Regions from separate parts of the Mus musculus genome. Here region 2 is linked to region 1. Evidence: chromatin contacts called from ENCODE POLR2A ChIA-PET data. All regions are on one chromosome and are shown on one strand. Each heading gives the region's core, a stretch centred on a gene start or an enhancer-like site at or near the end of the contact. The rest is flanking DNA. Distances are from core to core; before and after follow the strand shown. Region 1 holds the start of Slc1a5 (solute carrier family 1 (neutral amino acid transporter), member 5). Region 2 holds the start of 9330104G04Rik (RIKEN cDNA 9330104G04 gene).

Evidence for each region. ChIA-PET counts read pairs that join two places held with the same protein, here RNA polymerase II (POLR2A).
Region 2: POLR2A ChIA-PET joins it to region 1 with 11 read pairs in embryonic stem cell. The contact joins the promoter of 9330104G04Rik here to the promoter of Slc1a5 in region 1. POLR2A ChIA-PET finds 5 or more read pairs at or near these places in 3 of 5 experiments (Patski and embryonic stem cell).

Annotation. Positions count from the first base shown.
Region 1 is chr7:16,779,547-16,782,760 of GRCm38, forward strand. Slc1a5 (solute carrier family 1 (neutral amino acid transporter), member 5) reads left to right here and starts at 1,800. Exons shown (of 9, transcript NM_009201.2): 1 at 1,800-2,929. The coding sequence starts at 2,355.
Region 2 is chr7:16,873,459-16,876,469 of GRCm38, forward strand. 9330104G04Rik (RIKEN cDNA 9330104G04 gene) reads right to left here and starts at 1,428. Exons shown (of 2, transcript NR_152128.1): 1 at 754-1,428. It overlaps Dact3 (dishevelled-binding antagonist of beta-catenin 3), which reads left to right and starts at 1,859. Exons shown (of 4, transcript NM_001081655.1): 1 at 1,859-2,215. The coding sequence starts at 1,967.

The DNA of each region.
Region 1 (3,214 bases), core at 550-3,049:
GGATATCAGACACATATGGCACACAGACACAGATGCCTGTGAAACACCCATACATGTAAAATAATAAGATGAAAATAAAATAAAATGAAATAAAACACAGAAGCAAAGGTTTATTGCTCAGCCATTCGTGTTATGTCGGATTCTAATAGATCTGCCCTGCCTCTCTCCTCCCTTGCTTCTTCCTTCCCTTCCTTCCTTCTCCCCACTCTCTCCCTTCTTTGAGAAAAGATAATAATACATTCTTTTCCAGTAAATTCAAAAATTAACAACACTATCCTTCAAAAGCTATGATGGAGCCGGGTGGTGGTGGTGGTGGTGGTGGTGGTGGCGGCACATGCCTTTAATACCAGCAGGGAGGCAGAGGCAGGTGGATTTTGGAGTTCAAGGCCAGTCTGGTCTACAGAGCAAGTTCTAGGATAGTCAGAGTCACACGAAGAAACCCTGCTTCCTTCTCCAACAAGCCCTCCCTGCCCTCTCTCAGGCTAGCCTTTCCCAGCAGCCCCTCATTCCCATCTTTACTCTGATGTCTGTGGCCCAGGCTGGTCATGACCTTGGAATCCTTCCATAGTTGGGATTGCAGTCCTGAGAGCTGCGGGTGAGCGCCTGGTAGAACAGACTGAGCCCTGTAGCCTCCTTTGCTCCACCTCCAGGCAAGCTCCAGACTTTCCAAAAGAGCCATTCTTCAGGGCGTTTCTCAAGTGGTCAACAGAGTTCAGGAAGGGACTCTTGGCTGTCCTCCTCCTTCAGCCCAGCCTCTCACTACCCTGCTTCACCCTTTGGGAAGCCCCAGACCTTTCTCCCACTGATGAAATCACAAGGAATCCGGGTAGGAGGTTGGGCCAAAGAGCTGGCTGGAACCAGTTTGAGTATTTCTCTTACTAGGGGCAGGCAGTGGGGCAGAACGCTCCTAGCCAATCCTGATCCACAAACTTCAGCCTCATTTTCCCCACCCTACATGTCCCAAAGATTCTGGATTCAGCAGACCTCTTTCCTCCTCCTCTTCCTCCTCCTCCTCCTCCTCCTCTCTAAGTCTGTTATTCTTACAGTTGATGGGTAACAGTGTCTAAACTAAGAATGTTTGTGGTGAACTGGCCATTTAAATATTTTTTGCTACATTTATTTATATATTTGTTTATTTGTGTGTGTTGCATGTGCCATGCTCCTGTGGGGAGGACCCAATCTGTGACTATCTGAGGAAAGAGACTGGGTTGCAGCTCAAGCATGAGGGCCTGAGTTCAAATCCCCCACATTCAATGTTGGGGCCTACTGGCCCCTCCTCCCTCCCTTTCCCCAATTTGTTTCTACAGACTGGGTTTCTTTTTCTTTATGTAGCCCTGGCAGCCCTAGAACTCGCTCTGTAGACCAACCAAGGCTGATCTTGAACTCACAGAGATCTATCTGCCTGCCTCTGCCTCCTGAGAGCAGGGATTAAAGGTGTGTGCCACTCATCTGTCTGCCCTTTCTAGGGGTCCTTCTGTGGAATATCAGATATGATCCACAATTAGATTCTTTTGACCAGTGGTGAGGTGCGTGTGGGTGGGTGTGGGTTGGATAGTTTCCCAACGCCCCGCCCCTTTTGGAGGCTTTGCACCCTTTCTGGCTCGATGCCCTTGCCCCGGCCCCGCCCCTGGCTATGCATTGTTATTCACCCTAGGTTGCCCACTGTGATCTTGGCTCCGCCCCTCGCTCGCCACCTGGCGCCGAATGTTCCATAACCAATCAGCGCTTGCGGGACGGCCTCCGCCTTTTCAAGTCCCGCCCTCCGCTTTTTCAAGTCACGCCCCTCCGCCTTTAATCCTGGTCGCTTCCGTCTAGCAGCCTCAGAGACACGCGGCGCGGCCTGGGAGGTTTCTCCTTGGCGCCACTTTCCATATCCCCCGGGCTGCTTCCTATTTGCATCTGGAAATTTGATTTTTCTCTCCAGAGCCCGAAACGCTCGGTCCACTCCTTCTAGGGCTCCAGTACCCAAGAGTCCGAGAGCCAGGCGTCCTAATCCTGGGATCTCGGTCTCCCGGAGCAAGGCATCCCGGATCTATGCCACTTGGGTTGAGCTTCCTGAAGACCTCAGCTACCTGAGTTTCCTTACTCCTTCAGGGAGTCAAAGAACCCTCTGAAGAGCTGTTCCCTACTCCAACAAGGCGCTCTCAACTCCCAGTTTTCGGGGATTCGACATCACCAGGAAAAATAAAGGGATCTCCGCATACAGCTCAGGGAGCCTAGGACCCTCCAGTTTCCGAGATCCGGTGGACGCATAACTTCAAGGACCGCTGCAAAGTTTCAGCCTCCATTCTCGGTCCTAAGGACGTCACACCTAGTCTCCAGGCTCACAAGGAACCTCCCTGTTACGGCTCAGCATGGCAGTGGATCCCCCTAAGGCTGACCCCAAAGGGGTAGTAGCGGTGGATTCCACCGCGAACGGTGGCCCCGCGCTGGGATCCAGAGAGGACCAGAGTGCGAAAGCAGGTGGTTGCTGCGGTTCCCGTGACCGGGTGCGCCGCTGCATTCGCGCCAACCTGCTGGTGCTGCTCACGGTGGCTGCGGTGGTGGCTGGCGTGGGGCTGGGGCTGGGGGTCTCGGCGGCGGGCGGTGCTGACGCGCTGGGTCCCGCGCGCTTGACCGCTTTCGCCTTCCCGGGAGAGCTGCTGCTGCGTCTGCTGAAGATGATCATCCTGCCGCTCGTGGTGTGCAGCCTGATCGGAGGTGCAGCCAGCTTGGACCCTAGCGCGCTCGGTCGTGTGGGCGCCTGGGCGCTGCTCTTTTTCCTGGTCACCACACTGCTCGCGTCGGCGCTCGGCGTGGGTTTGGCCCTGGCGCTGAAGCCGGGCGCCGCCGTTACCGCCATCACCTCCATCAACGACTCTGTTGTAGACCCCTGTGCCCGCAGTGCACCAACCAAAGAGGTGCTGGATTCCTTTCTAGATCTCGTGAGGTACGTTCCCGCCAGGCAGTGGGGTGGTTAGGGGCCAGTGCAAGCGTGCAATCTTTCTGCTTTACCCCCTCTGAGTACAGGGATTACCCGTGTGTGCCGCCACTAGTCACCAAGGTTGAGTCCTCCAGATTGAGTCATGCCTTCTAGAATCTAGGAAAATAAGGTAACGGTGACAGGACCGCTAACATCTTGGAAGGGTGAACTTTTACGGAAGTTCTCCAAATTTGGGGGCGGGCCTAAACATGGAGGGCTTTTAGAGGAAGGAAAAATAATAAGCCTTCTTAG
Region 2 (3,011 bases), core at 178-2,677, 94 kb after region 1:
AAATCTGCCTACTTCTGCCTCCCAAGTGCTGTGAGAGTAAAGGTGTGCGCCACCACTGCCCAGCAAGACTAAATATTTCAGTGTGTGGTGTATGTGTGCACTCACGCACAGAGTGCAGTTGCCTGAGGAGACCAGAAGAGGACAGTGGATCCTCTGATGCTGGAGTTAAAGAGGACTGTGAGCCTCTTTTTCTCTCTGTGTGCCAGAAACCGAACCCAGGTCTTCTGGAAGAGCAACAGCACTCTTAAATCACGGAGCCATTTCTCCAGTGCTGGGATTACAGATATGACTCACCATGCCCAAGACTCAGTTCTTTATGAGTGGTAGAAGCTGTTACTCCAAAAAAAAAATAATAAAAAATAACAGGGTTATACGTGGTGACCCACTCCTTTAATACGAGCACTGGAGTAGGGGGAGTCAGATACAACCCAGAGGTGGTCTGAAAGTAACAAGCCAGTCTGGTCTACATAGTTACAGTTCAGCCAGGGTTACTTAGTGAAACCCTCAAAAAGCAAAACAAAACATAATTATGCTGTTAAACGTTCAGAATAACTTTTTTTTAGATGTAGATGAAGAGCACAGAGAGACCAAATACGTTTCCTAGTGTTACTCTGCCTTAAAGTGGCATAGACTCACCACATCAAAGTTGGTTATTGCCAGATGATCATAAAACATTATAAAAGACAGTTTCACACTATATTTTTCTTTCAATGACAGGCTGTCATAGTTAGCCCAGATTGGCCTCGAACTCACCGCGATTCTACGGCCCCATCCTCCCTTCCAGATCTGAGCTTTTAAGGAGTCAAAGGTCCGTCTGAGAAATGGGCTATTTCACAAACGTTGCCGACACACCGGGTGTAGTGACACATGCTGGCCGCGTGAGGGGGCGCTAGCCCGGCTTGCCCAGTGAGAAGAGGCAGAATGCAGCCTTCGAAAGCAGGCAGGCTCAGATTTAGAACTTCAGAACGTTGAGAACAGAGCATCTCAGAAGACTGAGAACAAAGCCTCTTAGAACCGTGAACAAAGGCCCCTGCGAGCTCAGACTGGTGGAACTCAGCTCCACCGCACCTGGAAGACAAAAAAGACCTCAGATTCTCTTCTGGTCAAAGCATAGAATATTTCACCCAGGGTCTTGTAATTCCGTAAATGTGCTGTTTTGATGAGACAGAAACTCGCTGTGTAATCCAAACTAGCTTGAAATTCACTATGTAGTTTAGGCTGGCCTTGAACTCTCAATTCTCCTCCTGGTTCAGCCTCCCCTATGATGGAATTACAGAGCCGGTTTGAACAGGTCCTGCTTAAAAGCATAATCAAACCGTAAGATGTTCAATCCGCTTTACTTCTGAGGGTCTGGGAAAGCTGCCTGGAAGAGGAGGCGTGATCCGGATTCAATCATCACTGATGATCCTTCTGCGCAGACTCAGAAGCTGAAAGTTTGGGAGGGGCGGCAAGAGCAGCTGCGGAGCTGTCACGTGGATCCAGTCTCTATTTATAGACCACCCTTCCCTGGACCTGGAGAGCCCAATGGCAGCCAGCGCTCGCCCGCAAGGGGGCGGAACCAGCTCCAGAACCAAGCGACTGGCACCAATGAAATTGGAGCAAGGGCGGGCTTGCTTCATTGTGATTATAAAGAAGGCGTGGCCACAGCCCCAGGATCGCCGCACAAAGGGGCGTGGCGAGTCTGATACCCCCGTAGGTAGTCCTGGGCATGCGTTGTTAAGGAAAAATGGGGCGGGGCGGAGCCCTGCGTCACGGAAGGCAACAACCAATAGTAGGTCGTTGTCGTGCCTTCAGGGGCGTGGTCATGTAGATGAGGCGCGGGTGGGCGGCCCAATGGGCGGGCGCCTATGCAGATGAGACGGTGACAGCCCGGCCAGCGGGCGGGCGGGCTGCTGGGGCGGGGAGGTGGGACCGGCGAGAGGGGCGGCCGTGGGGCCCGGCCGGGCTGGGGCGGGGGGCCGCAGCCATGATCCGGGCCTTCTCGTTCCCGGTGAGCCCGGAGCGGGGTCGGCTGCGGGGATGGTTGGAAGGCAGCCTGGCCGGGCTCTGCGAGTTGCATTGGCTCCGAGAGAGGCAGGAGTACCGCGTGCAGCAGGCGCTGCGGCTGGCCCAGCCCGGGATGGGGGGCGCCGAGGCTGAGGACGAGGAGGACGCCGAGGAGGACGAGGATGCGGCAGCGGCGCGCAGGGCCGCAGCAGCCCTGGAGGAGCAGCTGGTGAGGGGTCGCCTGTCCGTGCGTCCATCCATGCATTCCTCCCTCCCCCATTCGTTCCCCCACCTCCCTGCTCCTGTGTCCGTCTGTCTGTCTTGGTAGTGTATGCTCAGCACACCGGTCCTAGGGTAGGGGAGCAGGCAGGGGGAAAGAGATAAGACTGGAGACCTGGCTTTTCCTACCCCCAAATAGAGCTGATAGGGAGGATGCACGGCCTCCGTTGGACTCAGCATGGACCCTGTTAACCGTCCTGGATGCCTAGTGTGTGTTAAACCAAACATTCGTCTTCTTACAGATTTCCTATTTCATGAGGGTTTGAAAGTCCCCATTTTACAGAGAAAAAAACTGAGGCTTAGAGACAGGAAGAGACTCACCCAAGGTCACACAGCCGGCATTCAAACATAACCTCCCTCTGGGCCCCGCTACCCGGAATCCATCTTCATCTTTCCTTAAGTCTCGGGGTGCTTGGAGATCCCTGGAGGGGGCGGGGTGGGGGAAGGGGAATCTTCAGGCCTCTGGAGAGAGAGACCGGCTGCTGAGAAACCCCCGAACAGTCCCTGAGGACCCCCGGGGGCATTTTGATCAACCCAATGACACTTCTTTCTTCTACTTGGTCCCATGGCTCAGTAACACGGGGAGGCCAGGTGAAGATAGCTAGGGAGTGAGGGGAGAGAGAGTATGATTCGCCGAGGAACTCTAATGATGACTTTCAAATTGAAAAGGCTCCAGCTCTTTCTCCCTCCCTACATCACTCCTTGAGTCTGGAGACCCTTTCCGGTTGTTGCTCCAACCTTTCCAT